Linked DNA regions of Homo sapiens: region 2 is linked to region 1. A link is a contact called in ENCODE Hi-C or POLR2A ChIA-PET data. All regions are on one chromosome and are shown on one strand. The core of a region is the stretch at or near the end of the contact, and the rest is flanking DNA. Distances in the headings are between cores, read along the strand shown. Region 1 overlaps FMNL1-DT (FMNL1 divergent transcript). Region 2 holds the start of DCAKD (dephospho-CoA kinase domain containing).

The links. A loop is a pair of places that touch in the nucleus more often than their neighbours do. ChIA-PET counts read pairs that join two places held with the same protein, here RNA polymerase II (POLR2A). Pooled maps may share reads with other maps.
Region 2: a map of psoas muscle shows a loop between it and region 1 (2.7-fold over the local background). The contact joins the promoter of DCAKD here to the enhancer-like site in region 1. A Hi-C loop is called at or near these places in 1 of 168 maps with a recorded cell type or tissue (psoas muscle) and 7 of 50 pooled maps. POLR2A ChIA-PET finds 5 or more read pairs at or near these places in 6 of 52 experiments (GM10248, WTC11, activated CD8-positive, alpha-beta T cell and 2 more).

Annotation. Positions count from the first base shown.
Region 1 is chr17:45,194,790-45,200,690 of GRCh38, reverse strand. All of the region lies in intron 2 of FMNL1-DT (FMNL1 divergent transcript), which reads left to right. Among named protein-coding and RNA genes, the nearest start is that of FMNL1-DT, 24 kb to the left of the region's middle. Within about 2 kb of position 2,755, at least 22 of the 41 ENCODE cell types and tissues checked have a DNase peak (open chromatin) inside an H3K27ac peak, as active enhancers do; they include psoas muscle, where a contact is called at or near this core.
Region 2 is chr17:45,048,584-45,054,484 of GRCh38, reverse strand. It overlaps DCAKD (dephospho-CoA kinase domain containing), which reads left to right and starts at 2,853. Exons shown (of 5, transcript NM_001288655.2): 1 at 2,853-3,124. RefSeq lists a silencer at 2,713-3,212.

The DNA.
Region 1 (5,901 bases), core at 1,506-4,005:
TTAACTTGTTTTGAAAATCTGATTTTTTTGACAGACAACTCAGGGGTTAATCAACCTCAGAGGTTCAGAAGTTCCATGAATCCCTTAAAGTGGAGAGAACTCCACCCAAACAATATAATATTGCTTATATTTGCACCAGGGAGACATAGCCTGAATCTATCCATAAGGAAATACCAGACAAACCTCAAATAAGGTGCATTCGATTAAAAGGAAAAATGTGTGGGGGAGTCCTACTCTGAAAAAATGTCATGAAAGATGAAAAAGATGAGGAATTGCCCCAGATTAAAGAAGCCTAGGCCAGCATGGTGGCTCACACCTGTAATCCCAACACTTTGGGAGGCTGAGATGGGCAGATGGCCTGAAGCCAGAAATTCGAGACCAGCCTGGCCAATATGCCAAAACCCCATCTCTACTAAAAGTACAAAAATTAGCTGGGTGTGGTGGCGTGCACCTGTAATCCCAGCTACTCAGGTGGCTGAGGCAGGAGAATCACTTGAACCCAGTTGAGCCGATATCGCACCACTGCACTCCAGCCTGGGCAATAAGAGCAAAACTCAGTCTCAAAAAATAAAAATAAATAAAAAATAAAGAAGCCTAAATATCTGGGTGTGGTGGCTCATGCCTGAAATCCCAGCAAGCACTTTGGGGGCTGAGGCAGGAGGATTGCTTGAGCCCAGGAGTTCAAGACCAGCCTGAGCAACATAGGGAGACCCCTGTCTCTACAAAAAATAGAAAAATGGCTGGGCGTGGTGGCTCATGCCTGTAATCTCAGTATTTTGGGAGGCCGAGGTGGGCAGATCACGAGGTCAGGAGATCGAGACCATCATGGCCAACACGATGAAACCCCATCTCTACTAAAAATACAAAAATTAGCTGGGCATGGTGGCAAGTGCCTGTAATCCCAGCTACTCCAGAGGTTGAGGCAGGAGAATTGCTTGAACCCAAGAGGCGGAGGTTGCAGTGAGCCAAGATCGCGCCACTGCACTCCAGCCTGGCGACAGAGCAAGAGTCCGTCTCAAAAAAAAAAAAAAGAAGAAGAAGAAGAAAAATGGCCGGACACAGTGGTTCACGCCTGTAATCCCAGCACTTTGGGAGGCCGAGGTGGGTAGATCAGCCTGGGCAACATAGTGAGACCTCATTTCTTTTTTTTCTTTTTCTTTTTTTTTTTTTTTGAGACGGAATCACGCTCTGTCACCCAGGCTGGAGTTCAGTTGCGTGATCTCAGCTCACTGCAAGCTCCACCTCCCGGGTTCATGCTATTCTCCTGCCTCAGCCTTCCGAGTAGCTAGGACTACAGGCGCCTGCCTAATTTTTTGTATTTTTAGTGGAGACGGGGTTTCACTGTGTTAGCCAGGATGGTCTCGATCTTCTGACCTCGTGATCTGCCTGCCTCGGCCTCCCACAGTGCTGGGATTACAGGCGTGAGCCACCGCACCTGGCCGAGACCTCATTTCTAAAAGAAGAAAAGAAATATTAGTCAGGTGTGCTGGCACGCTGTAGTCCCAGCTACTCAGGAGGCTGAGGTGAGAGGATCTGTTGAGCCCAGGAAGTAGAGGCTGCAGTGAGCCAATATCACGCCACTGCACTCCAGGCTGGGTGACACAGTGAGACATTGTCTCAAAAAAAAAGGAGAAGAGGAAGCCAATTAAATGCAATGTGTGATCCTGATCTGGATCTTATACTACAGGGAAAAAATATTCTAAAGGATCCTTATTGATAAAAATTGGAATATAGACAGTAAATTATTGTATTGATGTTAAATTTCACTGAACTGTGGTGATGCGAGAAAATATCCTTGTTCTTAGGTAATACCCACTGAAGTATTTGGGGGCAAAGGGGCATGATGGCTGCCACTTTCAGTTCAGTTAATATACCAAAAAAAAACTATGCTTTTATTGTTTTTTTGTTTTTTGTTTTTTGAGACAAGGCCACGCTCTGTCGCCCAGGCTGGAGTGCAGTGGCGCAATCATGGCTCACTGCAGCCTCAATCTCGCTGGCTCAAGCGACCCTCCCACCTCAGCCTCTTGAGTAGCTGGGACTACAGTTACACATCACCACAGCTGGCTAATTTTGTTTATTTTTTTGCAGAGACGAGGTCTCACTATGTTGCCCAGGCTGGTCTCAAACTTCTGGGCTTAAGTGATTATCCTGCCTTGGCTTCCCAAAGTACCGGGATTACAGGCATGGGCCACTGCTGCTGGCCTAAAACTATGTTGTTTTGTTAATTTTTTATTTTTCATTTTCTTGTCCCCCACGTTCAACCAACTAAAACTACGTTTTTATCTACTGTATATACAAAGAGAGAAAGAAAGCAAATGGGGCAAAATGTTATCAACTGATAAATCTAGGTAAGGGAGGAAGAATCTTTGTATCATTCTTGAAGCTCTTCTGTAAGCTTTAAAGTATTTCCAAATTAAAAAATAATAATAATAATAACTACCCAAACCAGGAACCTCCCTAAAGTGAGTGGCCTTCATCCTACTCTTTTTCCCCCAGCCCTGGCCCTCGGTTAGTGTCCTGGGTGAACAGGGTAGTGTTAGGGGCACAGGTGGAGGCCAGAAGGGCAGAGGCCCTCCGCTTCAGAACATTCCTCGGCTCGCAACATTTCCTGATCTGACCTCTGGGGAGGCCACAGAGCCAGGCCAGGAGCGACTCACCCGCGGGGCTCCCAGGGCGGTGGAGGAGCCCTTCCCCGCAGAGAGGGCCCCAGCCGGCAGGTGCCGCTGTTGAGCCAGCTCTGGCAGAACCTGGCTGAGGCTCAGCCAGGCCCTGGAGCTGGTCAGCCCATGGTTTTCTTCCAGAACCCAGCCCACCAGGGTCTGTGAGCAGCCTCACTCCTCTTTGCCTCCATCTGGCCTCGGGCTCCCAGGCCCTCAACTTCCCCGCATTCCCGTCGCCATCACGGAAGCCCCAAGGCAACTCCTTGGGATAATGCCAAGTGGAGGAGGGGAGGAGTGCAGGAAGAGGCTTCAATCCTTGGCCCTAAAATCTAAGCTGCAAATTAATCCTACCCCTCTCCTCCACCCCATCTCCCTCTCCTCCTCCTCCTCCTCCTCTCCTCCACCTCCTACTCTCCTCCACCCCATCTCCCTCTCCTCCCCCTCCTCCTCCTCCTCTACAGGCTTTCAAAACAAACACACACCTCCCCAGCCCATCCCCCTGCCTGGGCCTTTTTCTGGGGGTTGTGGGTCCTAGACTTCAGTTCCTTCTGCTGGATCCAGAGCTCAGGGTAGAGCTGGAGAAGGGGTAACAGGGTGCTGGGGAGCAGCGCAGACAATGCCCTGTGACATTATTTCTTCCTTGTCTAGAAAGGAGTTGCTCTCACAGCCCCTTAGTCATAGGGGCTGGGCAGGGGGAGTCATTCCCTGCCTGGGCTAGTGGAGCTGGCCCTTTACCCTAGGCTTTCCCCTGACCTACTCAAACTCAGGACGAAAGAGGCCTAGAGAGGTCATTTTGTCCATCCCCTGGCTCCAGGAAAGACCATAACTGTGCATAGGTCTCCCGATCCTACATGCGTTCACTAATTCCTTCAACAGCCCTTCACTGAGCACCCGCTATGTGCGAGTACCAGGAGCTTTACCTAATGCTTAAAGCACCTTAAATCCTCACTAGGACCATCAGAGATGGGTACTATCACTCTAAATTTGTCCAAAGATTCAGTTCAATCCAGGCCTTCTCTGTGACTCCTTCCAGCCCGTGCAGTGGAATTCATCTCATTCGGCTTTGGGGCCCCCAGTGCACCTCGAATAATATCCCAGTTACTGTATTTGTGTCATCGGCTTCCAGTAATTTGTCTTCGTGGGACCCCCTCCACCACTACCAGATGGCACAGACCACAGCAATAGGGACAGTAAAGCCTGGAGGTTCTGCACTAGCCCTCACTATGTGGCCTTGAAGTTCCCTAACTTTAAGTTCAGTTTCCCATCTGTAAAACAGGGTTAACAGCAATACCTTCCTCATGGAGTTGATATGTAGGTAAAAAAAGAAGATGATATAAAGGCCTGACTTGGTGGCTCATGCCTGTAATCCCAGCCATTTGGGAGGTCAAGGCTGGCAGATTGCTTGAGGTCAGGAGTTCGAGACCAGCCTGGTCAACATCGTGAAACCCAATCTACTAGAAACACAAAAATTAGCCAGGCATGGTGGCATGCACCTGTAATCCCAGCTCTTGGGAGGCTGAGGCATGACAAACACTTGAACCCAGGAGGCGGAGGTTGCAGTGAGCCGAGATCATACCACTGCACTCCAGCTTGGGCAACAGAGCAAGACTCTGTCTCCAAAAAAAAAAAAAAAATGCATGTAAAATGCTTAGCACAATAAATTTAACTTAAAACAGGGAAGTTGGGCTGGGAGAGGTGGCTCACCCCTGTAATCCCAGCACTTTGGGAGGCTGAGGAGGGCAGATCACCTGAGGTCAGGAGTTCCAGACCAGCCTGACCAACATGGAGAAACCCCGTCTCTACAAAAAATACAAAATTAGCCAGGCGTGGTGGCGCATGCCTGTAATCCCAGCTACTGGGGAGGCTGAGGCAAGAGAATCCCTTGAACCTGGAAGGCAGAGGTTGTGGTGAGCCAAGATCATGCCATTGCGCTCCAGCCTGGGCAACAAGAGCGAAATTCCATCTCAAAACAAAACAAAACAAAACAAAACAAGGAAGTCCATCTCCACTAGAATGGCTAAAATGAAAAAAGCAGTCAACACCAAGTGTGGGCCAAGTACGTGGAGCAAAGGAATTCTCATACTGAACTGGTGAGGGTGGAAAACCATTTAACATTTTCTGTTAAAATTGAATATATTTATATAGTATGACCCAGCAACTCCAATCCTAGATATAAACTCAAGAGGAATGCATGCACATGTGTACCAAAAGACATGTAAAATAATTTTCATAGAAACACTAATCATACATAATAACCCCAAACTGGAAGCAACCCAAATGTCCAGCAGCAGCAGAATGAATGAAGGCACTTTAGTTTATTAATTCAATGGAATATTATACAGCAATGAAAAAGAATGAACAGCTACTACTCATAACAACATGGATAAATCTCACAGATATAATGTTGAAGGAAAGAAACTGAGCACCAAAGGGGTACATATAGCATGTTTATTTTCATAGAAAATTCCAAAACAGCCAACTAATCTATGTTAGGGGTCAGGATGGAGGTTACCTTGGGGAACAGTTATTAAAAACAGGACTTGGGGCTGGGCACAGTGGCTTATGCCTGTAATCCCAGCACTTTGGGAGGCCAAGGCAGGCAGACCACCTGAGGTTAAGAGTTCGAGTCCAGCCTGGCCAACATGGTGAAACCCTGTCTCTACTAAAAACACAAAAATGAGCTGGGCGTGGTGGTGCACGCCTGTAGTCCCAGCTACTCAGGAGGCTGAGGCAGAAGAATCTCTTAAACCTGGGAGGCAGAGGTTATAGTGAGCTGAGAGCCGAGATCGTGCGATTGCACTCCAGCCTGGGTGACAGAGCTAGACTCTGTCTCAAAAACAACAACAACAACAAAAAAAAAAAAACAGGGCTTGGCTGGTTCTGAGTACAGACAGAGTTGTTTCTCTTTTTCTTTGTTTCTTTTGTGAGATGAGGTCTCACTCTGTTGCCCAGGCTGGAGTGCTATTGTGAGACCTCAGCTCACTGCAGCCTTCGCCTCCCAGGCTCAAGCAATCCTCCCACCTCAGCCTCCCAAGCAGCTGGGACCACAGGCACATGCCACTGTACCCGGCTAATTTTTTGTATTTTTGGTAGAGACAGGGTTTCACCATGTTGCCCAGGCTGGTCTCAAACTCCTGGGCTCAAGTGATCTGCCTACCTTGGTCCCCGAAAAGTGATGGGACTACAGGCATGAGCCACCATTCCTGGCCAGTTGTGTCTTCATTGGGTGTGGTTACATAGG
Region 2 (5,901 bases), core at 1,604-4,103, 150 kb after region 1:
CCTGAGGTTGGGAGTTCGAGACCAGCATGGCCAGCATGGTGAAACCCCATCTCTACTAAAAATGTAAAAATTAGCCTGGCATGGTGGCAGGCACCTGTAATCCCAGCTACTAGGGAAGCTGAGGCAGGAGAATCACTTGAACCCGGGAGGCGGAGGTTGCAGTGAGCTGAGATCACGCCATTGTACTCCAGCCTAGGCAACAGAGCCAGACTCTGTCTCAAAAAAAAAAATAAATAAAACTGTCTTGAGTGGCAGTGAGTTCCCCAACATGGGACATGTACATGTATACATGGCAGAGATAATGTGGAAGAGATTCAAATACTGGCAGGGTGTTTGTACCAAATGGCCCTTTTGGACACAAGATGGAATCCTTTTTATTGGGTGATGGCAGTAGGTCTCCTTGACTGTTGAAGTCAGGAAGAAAGCTTTCAGGGACTCAGGTGATCTGAGAAAGATGTTAAATTACTTAATTCCTCAATATACTGAATCCCTACTGTGCAGGGCACTGGGTATTGTAGTAGTAGATAGGCAAGATTCCTACCTTAAAGGAAGTAGAGAATAGAGATACAGTTTAAGGAAAGGGAAGGGAGACAGGGTAGGTGTTAATTAAAAACTTCCTGCTGGTGAGGCACCGTGGCTCATGCCTATAATCCCAGCACTTTGGGAGGCCGAGGTGGGTGGATCACCTGAGGTCAGGAGTTTGAGACCAGCCTGGCTAACATGCCAAACCCCATCTCTACTAGAAATACAAAAATTAGCCAGATGTGCTGGGCATGGTGGCTGACGCCTGTAATCCTAGCACTTTGGGAGGCCGAGGTGGGTGGATCACCTAGGTCAGGATTTCCAGACCAGCCCGGCCAACGTGGTGAAACCCCATCTCTACTAAAAATACAAAATTAGCCGAGTGTGGTGGTACATGCCTGTAATCCTAGCTACTTGGGAGGCTGAGGCAGGAGAATCGCTTGAACCCGGGAGGTAGAGGTTGCAGTGAGCCGAGATCATGCCACTGCACTCCAGCCTGGGCAACAAGAGCAAAACTCCATCTCAAAAGCAAAACAAATTAGCTGGATGTGGTGGCGCACACCTCTAGTCCCAGCTACTCGGGAAGCTGTGGCAGGAGAATCGCTTGAACCTGGGAGGCAGAGGCTGCAGTGAGCCAAGATCCTGCCACTGCACCCCAGCCTGGGCAATAGAGCGAAACTCTGTCTCAACAAACAAACAAACAAACCAAACAAAAAAAAAACAAAAACAACTTCCTGCTATATGTGAGGCATAACTAGATAACTAGTTTTTTTTTTTTTTTTTTTTTTTTTTTAACTGGAGACAGAGTCTTGCTGTAGTCTCCCAGGCTGGAGTGCAGTGACCGGATCTTGGGCTCACTGCAACCTCCACCTCCCGGGTTCAAGCAATCCTCCTGCCTCAGCCTCCCGTGTAGCTGGGATTACAGGCATTCACCACCACGCCCGGCTAATTTTGTATTTTTAGTAGAGACGGGATTTTGCCATGTTGGCCAGGCTGGTCTCAAACTCCTGACCTCAGGTGATCCACCCGCCTTGGCCTCCCAAAGTGCTGGGATTACAGGCGTGAGCCACAGCGCCCGGCCTAGATGCTTTATTTTTTTTGAGGCAAGGTCTCGTTTTGTTGCCCAGGCTGGAGTGCAGTGGTACCATCATGGCTCTCTGCAGCCTTGACCTCCTGGGCTCAAGCCATCCTCCTGCCTCAGCCTCCCGAGTAAATGAGACCACACTGTCACCATGCCTGGCTAGTTTGTTTTTTGTTTTTTTTTTTTGTAGAGATCGGGGGTTAGTCTCACTCTTGTTTAGGCTGGTCTCGAACTCCTGGGCTCAAGTGATCCTCCCAAAGTGCTGAGATTACAGGTGTGAGCCACCGTGCCCGGCTTTTATGTATTCTTTCAACAACGCTGCACGGCTGCGATTATCCCCACTTTGAGAGGAGACAGGATGAGAGGCTGAGTGGCTTGCTAGGCTTGTATGGACAGGATGCGGGCTCTGCAATCACATGACTTTGTATGAGAGGGCAAATGGATTAACCGCTAAACATAGTTTCCTGTTGTGTAAAATGGGGATGATGATAGTATCCACCCTGCGGACTGTGCGGGCTGAGATAATCCCACAAAGTGCTCTTAGGACCTGGCAGGTGGAAAGTGCTCATGATCACCTCTGCCAAGGCTGCACAAGTAGCGAGTGGCCGAGCTTTATATCCGAAGTTAGGACCCTGCAGTTTTGCCCCTCTCCTCTCTCTCCCTCTCCTTCCCGGCTCCGGGGAAAGGAAAATTTATGGCTCCGGGTCGGGGGTTGCGGGGGACCTCTGTGCCGTGCTCCGGGGCCGAGCTCTCCCCGCCGGCCTCTCCCGCGTCCGTCCGGCCGCCCTCCCGCCCAACCTCTCCCGCCCAACCTCTCCCGCGTCCGCCCGCCCGCCCAACCTCTCCCGCGTCCGCCCGCCCGCCCAACCTCTCCCGCGTCCGCCCGCCCGCCCAACCTCTCCCGCGTCCGCCCGCCCGCCCAACCTCTCCCGCGTCCGCCCGCCCGCCCAACCTCTCCCGCGTCCGCCCGCCCGCCCAACCTCTCCCGCGTCCGCCCGCCCGCCCAACCTCTCCCGGCCCCGCCCGCCCGCCCGCCCAACCTCTCCCGGCCCCGCCCGCCCGCCCGCCCAACCTCTCCCGGCCCCGCCCGCCCGCCCGCCCAACCTCTCCCGGCCCCGCCCGCCCGCCCGCCCAACCTCTCCCGGCCCCGCCCGCCCACCCAACCTCTCCCGGCCCCGCCCGTCCAACCTCTCCCGGCCCCGCCTGCTGGCCGGACGTCCGGTCTGCAGGCGCGCGCTCCCGAGGTCCCGCCTCGCCCGCTGAGCCGGCCTGTAAGCGCTGCGGAGATTGGGCTAGAGGCGGAGGCCTGGGCCACGGCGGAGGCGCTGGGTACGTAGCGCGCCACGCGGGCCGGTGAGAGCCAGCCGGGCGCCGGGGAGGGGGCGGGCCCTGGCCGCGGCTGCTACGCGGGGCTGCCACCGCCCCGGGCGACCCAATTTCGCGGCCTAGTGGGGCGTACGGGCCTCTTTTGAAAGCCTGAGTTACGATGTATTGAGCGCGTCGTATGCGGCCAGCACTAAGGCAAGTGCTTTTATATCCACGGCCCATTGTCTTGACAGCAACCCTACCAAGCAACGTGTTATTTCCTCTGTTTTACGGCTGAGGACGCGCAGGAAGGTTTACAGCTAGAAAGGGCTGGAGATTGTGGATTCAAACTCAGGATCAGACCAAAGCCACTGCCCTTTAGAACTTTGCGGGCCGATTGATTCTTGAATCTAGCTTCTGCCACTTCAGTTGTGTGACCTTGGGGTATCTTTCCGATCCCAAGTTTGCTCATCTGAAAAATGGGAATAAAGCTACAGTATCTGTCCCATAGGGTGGGTATAAAGTGCTTTACTGTTGAGCTGAGTGATCATCTCCGATTTTCAGACCCCTCTCCTCCGCTTCCCTCTCCCCTGGGAGGCCAGTTAAGGTTTTAGTGAAGGCCCCCGGGACTGGGGCGGCGTGGATCTCACGCCCACCAACTAGTGAGGGAGGCCATCCGGCCACCCGTCTCTTCCTTCCCCAGCTCCGCAAAGGAGGCGTTGGCATTTCAGGTGTTTGCTTACAGAGTTTTCAAAGATTTTTCACTCTCCCTTAGTTGTGGGAAAATGATTCAACCTACCCAAGTGAACTTTGACATTAAGTCTCAATTCTAACGGTGAGGAAATGGAAGCCTTTGAATATGTTTTATGTCTTAAACGTGTTTGTTTTTGCAGGAGGGAGAGTGCTCATTTTACCTGAATAAATCAAGATTGAGTTGGTGTGGCACAGTGCTGGCATAGGCCTGGGGAAAGGGGTGAAATGCTAGAGATCTGGTAGATGGATAGAAAGTGGACAGACGGGTTCGGGTGGTTTTTGTCTCAGCAGGGCCCTAAATTCCCACCAAATCCTCCTCTGTCTGTCTTCACCAAGGTCTGAATCTGTCCCCTTGGTAAATAACGTTTAAATGGTCTCCGAGCCCCTCTTGGTGCCTGTACCTTAAGGAGAGAAGAAGAGGGCTGATAGCTGAAGGCAGGCAAGCCACGAACTTAGCTTTGTTTTGAAAATTACCCTCTGGGCCGGGCACGGTGGCTCACGCCTGTAATCCCAGCGCTTTGGTAGGTTGAGGAGGGTGGATCACCCGAGGTTAGGAGTTCGAGACCAGCCTGGTCAACATGGTGAAACCCCCGTGTCAACTAAAAATGCAAAAAAATTAGCCGGACATGGTGGTGCATGCCTGTAGTCCCAGCTACTCGGGAGGCTGAGGCAGAAAAATCGCTTGAACCCGGGAGGCTGAGGTTGCAGTGAGCCGAGATCGTGCCACTGCACTCCAGCCTGGGCAAGAGAGTGAGACTCCTTCTCAAAAGAAAGAAAGAAAGAAAAAATTACCTGCTGGGAGGCCGAGCGCGGTGGCTCACGCCTGGTAATCCCAGTATTTTGGGAGGCTGAGGCAGGCAGATCACCTGAGGTCAGGAGTTTGAGACCAGCCTGGCCAACATGGTGAAACTCCATCTCTACTAAAAATACAAAAAAATTAGCTGGGTGTGGTGGCGGGTGCCTGCAATCCCAGCTACTCAGGAGGTCGAGGTAGGAGAATCACTTGAACTCAGGAAGCAGAGGTTGCAGTGAGCTGAGATCGTGCCACTGCACTCCAGCCTGGGTGACAAGAGCAAGACTCTGTTTCAAAAAAAAAAAAAAAAAAAAAAAGGAAAAGAAAAAGAAAATTACCTGCTGGCACAGTTTTAGATTGATAGCTTTAGATTGAAACTTTCACATTTTTATTTTGAAGATTACAGAGGATAAAAGTTCTGGTTAATTGTGAATGTTGATATTTTAAAATAAAGCTGTTAAAATCCTCATTTAAACCTGCAGTGAAGTCTAAATATACACCATTTGATTTGATTTCCCTCATCTTTTGAAAAAAAAAAAAAGAACCACTTTTTATTTAACCATCGAAATTTCAAATCGTTCTTTTTTTCCTTTATTTTTTCCGAGATGGGATCTTGCTCTGTTGCTCAAGCTGGAGTGCAGTGGCAGTCACTGGTTACTGCACCCTTGACCTGCTGAGCTCAATCCTCCCACCTTAGCCACCAAAGTAACTAAGAGTACGGGTGTCTGTCACCACATATGGCTGATTTTTCTTTTTATTTTTAGTAGAGACGAGGTCTTGCTATGTTGCCCCGGCTGACTCCTGGTCTCAAGTGATCCTTGCATCTCAGCCTCCAAAAGTGCTGGGATTAGAGGTGTAAGCCACCATGCTTGGCCCTTTTTCCTTCTTGAACTCATATTTCCACTTTGTTTCCTCACAGAAGTTTTTTCTAATGTAATAGTTTTTGTTTTTTTGAGACAGGGTCTCTGTCACCCAGGCTGTAGTGCAGTGGCGGGATCACAGCTCACTGCAGCCTTGACCTCTTGGGCTCAAGCAATACTCCCACCTTAGCTTCCCCAGTAGCTGGGACTGCAGGCTTTCGCCACCATGCTCAGCCAATTTTTTTTTTCCAAATGAAAGCAAGATTATTAGGAAAATAATGGAATAAAGAATGGCTACACCATAGGCAGAACAGCCCTTGTGCTGCTGGTTGGCTATTTTTATGGTTCTTTCTTTCTTTTTGAGACAGAGTCTGTCTCACTCTGTCACCCAGGCTGGAGTGCAGTGGCGCAGTCTTGGCTCACTGCAGCCTCTACCTCCTAGGTTCAAATGCTTCTCAAGCCTCAGCCTCCTGAGTAGCTGGGATTACAGGTGCATGCCACCACGCCTGGCTAATTTTTGTTTTGTTTTTCTTTGAGATGGAGTCTCGCTCTGTCACCCAGGCTGGAGTGCAGTGGCACGATCTCGG